2 separate regions of the Homo sapiens genome follow, and region 2 is linked to region 1. A link is an interaction called in ENCODE POLR2A ChIA-PET data of the cell type or tissue named here. Cell type or tissue: CD4-positive, alpha-beta T cell. All regions are shown on one strand. Each heading gives the region's core, and the rest is flanking DNA. Links, peaks and the distances in the headings are about the cores only.

What was found. Peaks named below come from ENCODE experiments on the same cell type or tissue, not always from the same donor. Only the 100,000 strongest peaks of a DNase experiment are listed, where the experiment ranks them.
Region 2: POLR2A ChIA-PET joins it to region 1 with 13 read pairs; 21 of 35 experiments call an interaction of 5 or more read pairs at or near these places.

What each region holds. Positions count from the first base shown.
Region 1 is chr5:142,022,030-142,027,415 of GRCh38, forward strand. No RefSeq gene overlaps it. Among named protein-coding and RNA genes, the nearest start is that of GNPDA1, 12 kb to the left of the region's middle. In CD4-positive, alpha-beta T cell, for the core only: no CTCF peak of the experiment used is centred there; a DNase peak (open chromatin) is centred at 3,102; H3K4me3 peaks cover 1,094 bases; H3K27ac peaks cover 1,122 bases.
Region 2 is chr5:142,093,859-142,099,244 of GRCh38, forward strand. It overlaps LOC105378204 (a long non-coding RNA gene), which reads right to left. Exons shown (of 3, transcript XR_944368.3): 2 at 4,261-4,450. Among named protein-coding and RNA genes, the nearest start is that of NDFIP1, 12 kb to the right of the region's middle. In CD4-positive, alpha-beta T cell, for the core only: no CTCF peak of the experiment used is centred there; DNase peaks (open chromatin) are centred at 1,383, 2,043, 2,733 and 4,023; H3K27ac peaks cover 2,898 bases.

The DNA of each region.
Region 1 (5,386 bases), core at 128-5,127:
CTCCAGACTGGGCGACAGAGCGAGACTCCATCTCAAAAAAAAAAAAAAAAAAAAAAAAAAAAAGAAGAATCTCAGGGAGGAGCAAATGATTTGACAAATATAAAGCCCTTAGAACAGTGCCCGGCACAGAGTTAGCCCTCACTAAGGGACCATTACCATTATTACTAGGGTTTTGAGATGGGCTCAAAAGAGCCAGGATTTGATCATTTAAGAGGAGGAGGAAGGCATTATAGGCAGGCACAAACAAAGGCACAGTGGCACGGAGGCTGAGGGAGTAGATTTAACAAATAAAAGTACAGAACATCAGTGAAATCTGAATTATTTATAATTGCCTGTGCATATGTACACTGAGATAGAAAAATATTGCATGCACTGACTTATACTTTTAGTAAATTACTTTTAGTAACATATTCATTGCTTATCTGAAATAAATTGTAAATATCTAAATTACATACCTCTTTAATTATATTTCCCTGGAGATTTTGTGCTCCCTAATAGTTCTTCATTTTGCAGAATTTATGTATAAAATTCCTTACTATTAGTCTGTGTTCCATTTACATTTTATCATGACTTCTGCAGTGGTTGCATCCAATTTATTTTGTTCTTTTGGCCACTGAACATTCATTAATGAGAAATCATGCTTGACATTAGCTTTACAAGCCAGTGTATTGAACATACATAGGCATAAAGTTACCAACTCTGAGAATTACTCTTCAAATTTGATTGGCTGAAGCACATGTGTCATCTTTCATGCATAACTTGCTTTTCCGTTCTTCAGGATCACATTGCATCTTTTGATCAATGACTCTTTAAAATGTTGTCCACTGACAAGAAGGAGCACTGTCATCAGTTTTTATTCCTTCTTTTCATTACACTACATGTAGATTACAATAGAACTTTTGATGGATGTATGCAAACAGGTACAATGTTTATCCAAAGTTGAAGCAAAGCCTGAATGATCCTATGAAAGATATTGGCTGTCCTGCCCATGTTCTCATAATGCTGCTTAAATAGCACTGGATGTTTTCTATTGAGACTGAAGTAATTATCATGAAATTTTTCACGTAATGTAATCATTTAGGTTTTGCTTCAACTTTGAATAATCATTGTACCTGTATGCATAACATATAATGTAGTGTAATGAAAAGAAGGAATAAAAACTCATGTAATAAATTAAAAAACACATGTAATATAATGTAGTATAGATTTTATTCTTTCTTTTTCATCACACCACACATGGTGATTCCACTTGTACCCACACTGGAAAAGTATTTAGTAACATCCATGTAAAAAACTGAATTTTTCAAGGGATGAAATCCATCTTGAAAGATGGTCATAACAAGTGTTGTAATAATTGTCCACTCTGAGCTAAAATGTATTTTCCTGTTCATATGTAATGTCCCTTTTAACAATAGTTTTGATAATTCAAGGGATGCATTTTTCATCAATTCTCCTTCAACACATTCAACAAATACATTTAGCAATGGAGTAGTACTTCCATAACACTATTTGCTCTTTCAATTTGCAGAATCCTATAGCAGAATTGACACTGAAAACTATGAATGAGAAATAACTAGGCACCATTCAATGGATTATTTTAAAAGTCAAGAATTTTGGGGGCCTTTTCTTCATAATTAAAGTATAATTTCAGTGCTTGAAATAAATGGAAGATTCTCTCAACTATGTTTGTTAAAGAGATCCAATGGATTTTTGAATGCAAGAGAAATGAATAATTCCGAATGCCAAAATCATAAAAATCCTTAAAATGTTCAGTTAGAACCCTATAAATACTAAAGTAAGAGAACAATTTCATGATAATTACTTCAGTTTCAATAGAAGAGATCCATCCAATGCTATTTACGCAGCATTATGAGAACACGAGCAGGACTGCCAATACCTTCCATAGGATCATTGAGGCTTTGCTTCAACTCAAATAAATAGTGTACTTGTAAGCATACATCCAACAAAAGTTCTATTTGTATTATTTCCAACGAAAGCAGTAAAAACGTTTTCATTAACTGCCAACTCAAGAGGCTCTGCAAATATTTGCTATTGTTTCTGAAGTCTCACCTGGAAGGGATTCTACCTGCAATTGCCTTGTTGCAAGTGTTTTTATGAGAAAACTAGTGCGCGCAGGAAAAGTTGTACCTGTATTGTGATACTTGTATTGTGGCTATGCCACAAAAAGATGAGGCATTTAGATATTTGATAATCTCTGTAATAATAAATGAAGCTATTATATTTTTTATTAGGGCAGTCGATTTTATCCTAGCATTTGAAATTTTGCTTGCAATTTTGGAACCAGAAAATACTTTGTCAGTAGTATGTTCAAATAGTTATTTGAGCAGAAAGACTGATAATGATATAGTGTGGAAGGCCATTACAACTTCTATTACAACTATTTTTGTCTTAATCTGAGTTTCTCTTAATCAAAAAACTTTGTTGGTGTATCACTTTTCTTAGTACTGGTTGAGAAAATCTTACATCTCTTTTATGTTTAGCCATTCATATATGCTAGTTTCCATCTAACTTTCTATCATTTTTATACTAAATGAACAATTACTGCACAAAGAGCTTCAAAAGGACTTTTCCTTGTTTAATAAATGTCCACTGGTCAGAAATTTCATCACAAAATTTACACTTGCTTTTTGACAATCAGTGGTTCAAATATACGCAAATAAAAAACAGATCATATAAACTACTGCAAAAATGGAAGACTGACTTTGCTAAGCTCAGCCGCTTCAGTACATCTGTCACTCGTAAGTCCAAACTCATAACAAACCATAAACAAGGTCCAACTGTTAAAAGAGTTGCGTTACATTGAACCTGACATCTGATGCCAAAAGAAAAAAAAAGTGAACTTCCGGTTTGCTTGCAAGAGAGAACCGTACCTCTATGGGAAAGTCTCCCAACCCCCAGGGCTGATTTAGTGTAAGGTTTAGGGAAGCGGGTCATGCAGGGTCTGGTGGCGCTTCTGAAGCCTAAGTATTTAGGAATCTAAGGCCTTTCAGCTGTGTTAGCAAATCACAGGCGGAGGCTGCCTTTCGCCTCCGACTTCCGGGAGCGCCGGCGCTAGAGCGAGACACTTGCTCATTGGCTGCTGTCGAGCAGCGGAGGGGACCGAGGGGCCGGCCCTGATGCGCTGCCTTTCGGGCTGTAGTGGATCCGCTTACTTTTAGGAGTGCAGTTACTGCAGCGATGCTGTCGCCGACTGGCTGATTTTCAGAACGTGTGTATGATTAGAAGTTATCTCTAATTAACGGTGGCTCCTGTTCATGACTTTGGGCTTCTGCAAAGAACAGTGTTTTCCTTTCCCGAATAAAAAAATAAGTACCCTTAATTCTCAGTCTTCCCTTCTGTTCTTCCCTCAGCCGAACCTGCATGAAACCAAGAAGGTATTGTCCAAATCTTTATGGAGATACGCTTTTCAGCTAGTGTTGCCATTTAGGTGATTTAATTTAGGTGCCAGTTACTGTCGAGGAAAAGTAGCTCTGATGATTTTTGAATGTATTGAAAAAAGCTGAACACAGGACATTCAAGGAGTCTTGACAAAGTCAAGTAGACAAAATACAGGATGTGCCCCACATACACAGCCAACTCTATGGGGAAAGTGAGACGGGAAGGGAGGGAAAGCCCCATATCCGACAGAAAGAAATCTAAGTCCTTTGTCTTTCTGGAAGGGCATCCATGGCATCCCGGCTTGTTAAAGAAAAATATTAGAACAACCTAAATATCCGTCAATCAGGGACTGATTGAATAGTTTTGCACACTTGTAAAATGGAATACAATGCAGCTACTAAAAAGGAGCCAGTTCCATGAGCTGATAGGAAGACTACCACAATAGTTAAATAAATTTTTAAAAGCAAGATACAGAACTCCGTATAACATGTGTGCTAAAACATGCATGAGGGTAAGGAGGTAAGAATAAATATATGTTCCTGCGCGCATAGACAATTTCTAGAAGGATGCTAAAGAAACAGGTCGCAGAGATCTCTTTGGGGGAAGGGAACTAAAAGGCAGCAAGCGGAGGGAGTCTTCCTTTTTATGGCATATCCTTTGATACTGTTTTCATTTCTTTATTCTCTGTGATGCATTATGTCTATATATACACATATATAATAACAATATATATCATATCATATATATGATATATTGTATATAATATATATCATATATAATATATGATATATGATATATAATATATAATATATACATATTATATATAGTCTATATGTATATATATACATATATGTATATACATATACATGTATATGTATATACACATATACATATATATGTATATATACACATATACATATATATGTATATATACATATACACATATATATACATATATGTGTGTATATATATACATATATATGTGTGTGTATATATATATACATATATATATATATATACAGAGTCTCTCTCTATCGCCCAGGCTGGAGTGCAGTGGCGCGATCTCGGCTCACTGCAAGTTCCGCCTCCCGGGTTCACGCCATTCTCCTGCTTCAGCCTCCCGAGTAGCTGGAACTACAGGCGCCCGCCACCGCGCCCGGCTAATTTTTTTTTGTATTTTTAGTAGAGACGGGGTTTCACGGTGTTAGCCAGGATGGTCTCGATCTCCTGACCTTGTGATCCGCCCGTCTCGGCCTCCCAAAGTGCTGGGATTACAGGCGTGAGCCAACGCGCCAGGCGCATTATGTATATTAAACAATTTTAATTATATATTTTATATATATATATAGAGAGAGAGAGAGAGAGACATTTATTGCAAGGAATTGGCTGATACTGTTGTGGGAGTTGGCGAGGGAGTTCTGAAATCCATATGTCAGGCTGTGAGGAAGGCATGCAGGAACTCTTGGGCATGAACTGAAACTGTTGTCCAATTTCTTCTTCTGGAAACCCTCAACTCCTCTCTTCTAAGGCCTTTCAACTGATTGAATCGGGCCCACCCAGATTATTTTGGACAATCTCTTATTTCTCCTTCCTTCCTTCCTTCTTTCTTCTTTTTCCTTTCTTCTTTCTTCTCTTTTTTTGAGACAGAGTCTCACTCTGTCGCCCAGGCTGGGGTGCAGTGTTGTGATCTTGGCTCGCTGCAACCTCCGCCTCCTGGGTTCAAGCAGTCCTCCCACCTCAGCCTCCCAAGTAGCTGGGACCACAGGCATGTGCCACCACGCCCGGCTAATTTTTTGTATTTTTTCTAGAGACAGAGTTTCACCATGTTACCCAGGCTGGTGTCGAACTCCTGGACTCCAGCGATCCACCTGCCTTGGCCTCCCAAAGTGCTGGGATTACAGGTGTGAGCCACTACGCTTGGCCTCTATTTCCTGAAGTTAACTGACTATGGACTTTAATCATATCTACAAAATAACCTTCACAGCAA
Region 2 (5,386 bases), core at 153-5,152, 72 kb after region 1:
CTGACTTCGTGATCCACCCTCCTCGGCCTCCCAAAGTGCTAGGATTACAGGCATGAGCCACTACACCCGGCCCCTTTCTTTTCTTTAAAATAGAGACAGGGTCTGTGTTGTCCTGGCTCATCACAAACTCCTGAGCTCAAATAATCCTCCCACCTTGGCCTCCCAAAATGCTGGGATTATAGGCATTAGCCACCACACTCGATCAGATTAGCAAAGACTTTTTTAAAATTGCCAATAACCAATGTTGGTAAGAGTGTGGAAAAATGAGTACTGGTGTGCCCTGCTGGTGGGAATATTAATCAGTACAATCTCCCTGGAGAGCACTTTAGCAATGTAGATCAAGAATCTAAAAAAGTACTATATCTGAAAAACAGTAATTTCATTTATAGATATCCATTTTAAGGAAATAATCAAAGATGGACAAAAAAAATTTATATATAAGGAGGCCGGGTACAGTGGCTCATGCCTGTAATAACAGCACTTTGGGAGGCTGAGGTGGGCAGATGATTTGAGCCCAGGAGTTTGAGACCAGCCTGGGCAACTTGGCAAAACCCCATCTCTACTAAAAATGCAAAAAATTAATCGGCCATGGTGGTGTGCACCTGTAGTCCCAGCTACTCAGCAGGCTGAGGTGGAAGGATCACCTGATGAGCCCAGGAAAGTCGGGGCTGCAGTGAGCCGTGTCTCACTACTCACTCCAGCCTCGACCATGGGAGTGAGACTCTGTCTCAAAAAAAAAAAAAAAAAAAAAAGAGTACTCTGGCCTTCTAAAAATAGTGCTTTTCAGGAGCACAGTGATTCCCAGGAACAGAAACTATCACCAAAGTGACCTCTAGTTTATGGTTGGGGGAAAGGAGGGTGGCAGAGAGTGAGCACAATAGAAATGGGCCCATCTTTATTTTTTGTATTCAAACAATTGTTTACCTTCAAACTATATTCACTATATGTGGACAGCAAATGGAGTCTTTTAAACAGAGAAAGCTGCCAATGGAGTAAGAATTAAATATCTATTTATTGAAGGAGTGAATACATGAATAAAATAAAGATAACTGAAACACTTCTAACATGACAAAGTGTTCAGTGGAGCTCAAGCATTGCATGGTACTGGCGAGAAGCTAGCAAACACGTCTTTTCTTAGTGTTGAGACCAACTCCAGGTTAACAAGGTACAGAATCAACTGGGAGAGACTCCCATGGGTGAACAGGCTCTTTTTCTTTGTCTCCTCAATTCTGCTGGCTTGCTTCAAACTCAATTTTAGCTGGTGTGAGCCCAGCCCAGCTTCAGGCCTGCTCTCTGCAATCATTCTAATGTCATCTCAGCACACAAGGAGTTACCCACGGAAAGCCCACACCAGGAAAAACTTCCCCGAGTTTCTGTGGCCGGAAAATCTGTGTCACCAGAGGTATCACTAGAGAAGTCTCCCTTCCACCCACTGCAATTTTGAAGAATCAGGGAACACATGCAGAGACACATGATAGTTCCTGGTATCTGCAATTTATAAAACACATTTATATACATTGTCCCATTTTGCCGATCTTTAGGAGGTGAAAGACCAGGACAAGACCCACATCCTTTTCCCTGAAGTCATTCTGCTTTAGAGAAAGCAATTTTTGTCAAAGCTGATATGAAAGGTCTTTCCTTCCTGGCAAGAGACACTATTGTCCCTTCCTGAAGAAGGAAGTCTAGTCTTCAGGTAAGAGGAAGGTATATTCTTAGGCAGCTGCTGGGTTGGAAGGAAGGAACAGTGAAGTCTGTGTTTTGGAAGGGAGGAGGGAGTGACATTTTTAAGTTACAAGCCTCTTCTGGGAGAGCTGGGGACAGATCTATTTTTAGATGTGTTCCCTGACACCCAGGAAGAACTCAAAAGGTAACCAAGCACTTGGCAGGTTTCCTGAAAAGAAAGTTGTTAAGGGCTAGAGGGACTCTGTGTGTTCTGAGGCACGAAGTTTGACTTCAATCTGATGCAGTGTGTTGCCCGCCCCGCCTTTTAGCATAGTTTGGTTGCAGGATGACAGAATACTTGGGGGTGGCACAAACCCTCAAATCATGAAAGGCTAGGCCGCAGACTCACAGAGAGCTGGATGATGTGTGCCACCCTAAAACCACTTCCTGGGTGCGTGATTATGGGCATGTGACTTAACTCCTTTGAGCTCAGTTTCCTCATCTGTAAAATGAAGACTCAAACCAAATAAAGTCCTCTTAGCCCTAATCTTCTAACAACACACACACAGGCCAGGCGTGGTGAGTAATCCGTGCACTTTGGGAGGCCAAGGTGGGTGGATCACCTGAGGTCAGGAGTTCGAGACCATCTTGGCCAACATAGTGAAACCCCATCTCTACTAAAACTACAAAAATTAGCTGGGTGTGCTGGTGGACACCTGTAATCCTAGCTACTCAGGAGGCTGAGGCAGGAGAATCACTTGAACCCAAGAGGTGGAGGTTGCAGTGAGCCAAGATTGTGCCACTGCCCTCCAGCCTGGGTGACAGAGTGAGATTCCATCTCAAAAAATAAAAATAATAAAACATAATAATAACAAACACAAAATAACCTCCATATGACCTGTTCTTTCACTCATAGAACAGAGATAGAAGTAGACACTACCTCATGTGTTTATTTTAATAAAAAAAGATGATAAATATAAAATTGTTCGGCACAGTCCCTCACTTAAAGTAACTGCTCAAGTCATGTGTTATTCAAACAGCATTCTTGGGACTCATGACGTCAGAGGCCCCTTGTTAGGGCATTGAACAATAAAAAATGTGCCTTACAACTTTTTATGGTGAAATACATCAAGGAGAATGTAACCTGGTGTTCTGGAGCAGCTATAAACTAATCTGACCATGCTTGCTGATGAAGTGATACTGGCTCACCAGGTAAAGGCAAGAGGGTGTTTGGTGTGTCGAGAGCCAAAAACACAGCCTCCCTCAGCCATGAAGCAGGTGGCCTATTATTCTGCTAGAAATGGAAATCCAAGGTTTTGTGGCCTGTTTTGCCATAAGGAACTCAGGAAAGGCCTCATTGCCAGGTGGTGTCTTACCTTGTACCCCGATTCTTTTTTTTTTTTTTTGAGATGGCGTTTTGCTCTTGTTGCCCAGGCTGGAGTGCAATGGCTCGATCTTGGCTCACTGCAACCTCCGCCTCCTGGGTTCAAGCAATTCTCCTGCCTCAGCCTCCCAAGTAGCTGGGATTACCGGCATGGGCCACCATGCCTGGCTAATTTTGTATTTTTAGTAGAGACGGGGTTTCTCCATGTTAGTCAGGCTGGTCTCGAACACCTGACCTCAGGTGATCCGCCCACCTCGGCCTCCCAAAGTGGTGGGATTACAGGTGTGAGCCACTGCGCCCAGCCACCTTGTACCCCGATTCTTTCATAACAGTGCTCACTCCAGGGGAGGAAGTTGACACGGAGAGGGGCTTGTCTTTGCTGCTCTCTGTGGGTTTTAGTTACTGAAGATGTGACAAAGGACTGTCCCAACTTGGGGATAAGGTTAGGGAGAAGTTATGAATAACTGGGCCAGGATTTCTATTGTACTTAAAAAAACTCAGCAGCCAGGCATGGTGGCTCACGCCTCTAATTCCAGCACTTTGGGAGGCCAAGGCAGGTGGATCACCTGAGGTCAGGAGTTCGAGACCAGCCTAGCCAAAATGATGAAACCTGTCTCTGCTAAAAATACAAAAATCAGCTGGGCGTGGTGGCTCACGCCTGTAATCCCAGCTACTAGGGAGGCTGAGGCAGGAGAATTGCTTGAACCTGGGAGGCGGAGGTTGCAGCGAGCCAAGCTCGTGCCACTGCACTTCCAGCCTGGGCAACAGAGCAAGACTCTGTCTAAAAACAAAACAAAACAAACAAAACAAAAACTCAGGTATTATTTTCTGGTCCTCGTGTAATCTTATTTAGAACTAGAGATTCTCTTGTACTTTGCCTGAGGCCTGCTGAGTCACCTGAGCAGAGCTCCCTGAAGACTTGTAGTAACCAGCGTGCATGCCCACAAGCTGCTGCTGAGTGCAAGCCAACACGGCTTCTTCCACTAAGGGCCCCTGAGGGTCACTTCTCTTCTGCGTCATAATTAACACATATGCGTCTCCCCTGACACACTGCAGAGCTCCTAGCTTTAGCATTTCCCGTGTGCAATCGTGTTTCTGCTGATACTCTCTAAATACAGTGAGAAAACTACCGTCCTAGGAAATGTGAGAACCCCTTGACTTATCTTACGAATCAGTGTGGGAGCTTGGAGAAGTGAAGCACCTTCTCTACTCACCTTGTTCTCTTTTCAAGGCACTTGGTTAAGACAACTGGTTGGAACATTGTGTCCAAAGATGAGGTTCAGAGACTTCATTTCCTTGTAGATGAACACTACGCTGTTCCTCATTTCTTGGCCACCCACAACACCTTGTAAGGGAGGAAAAAATAATTTTCCTTCCACCCTTCTAAGTTATCTGCTGGGGCTCCTGTAACAAAAGACAGATTAACAAGAGAAAAAACAAACAGAAGTTTACTAACGTGTATCTTGGCTCATTCCTGTAATCTCAGCACTTTGGAAAGCCAAGGTGGGTAAATCACTTAAGTCCAGCAATTTGAAACCAGCCTAGGCAACATAGCGAAACTCCATCTCTTAAAAAAAAAAAAAAACAAAAAACAGAGAAAGAAATATTTTTTTAAAAAAAAGAAGAAGAAGAAAAACAAAAGAAGTTTACTAACAGGTATATCTCATATAAACCTGGGCAGTCAGGGAAATGAGTAACTCTCAGAGAGGTGGCTTAGAATTCAGGCTTAAATACCATCTTCAGCTAAATCAGTGAAAGAATTGTGTGGTGGAGGTAAATTATGAGAAGGCAACCAGGAAATGTACAGTAAACAAGGGTAAGCTTTGTTATGCAGATATAAGTTGGTGCCTTCTCCACTGATAAGAATTTCTTGTGATTTAGAATATCTTTCTCTTCCTAGTACAGAGAAAGACATCCCTACACATGGAGATTTCCTTTATAAATGTAAATTTCCCTTTCAAATGGGAAACTTCTCTGTTTTCAGAGATTCTCCCATGTCTGCTATTTCCTAAAATAATTGGTTCAAAATAATCCTTATGCCAAAGAAGTATATTTTGGGGTAGCATATTCTGTTCTTTTACAATCCCTAAATATACAGTGAACACTAAGCCATTTGTCAGAGGAGGAATCACTTAAAGATTTTATGGAGTCACTCTTATAGGAGCCTAGGTTGTATATTACCCAATGCAGAGTGTGTGGTTGGGGAGAGGGTGTTGTTTGCATAGACTGCAATGTGATGGATAACCTGGAGTTGGACAGTACACAATTTGCACAATCAGATGTGGCAGCCCATGGGGACTAACTATAGCATCACTCCTGGGAAGGGGAAATTCCCAAACT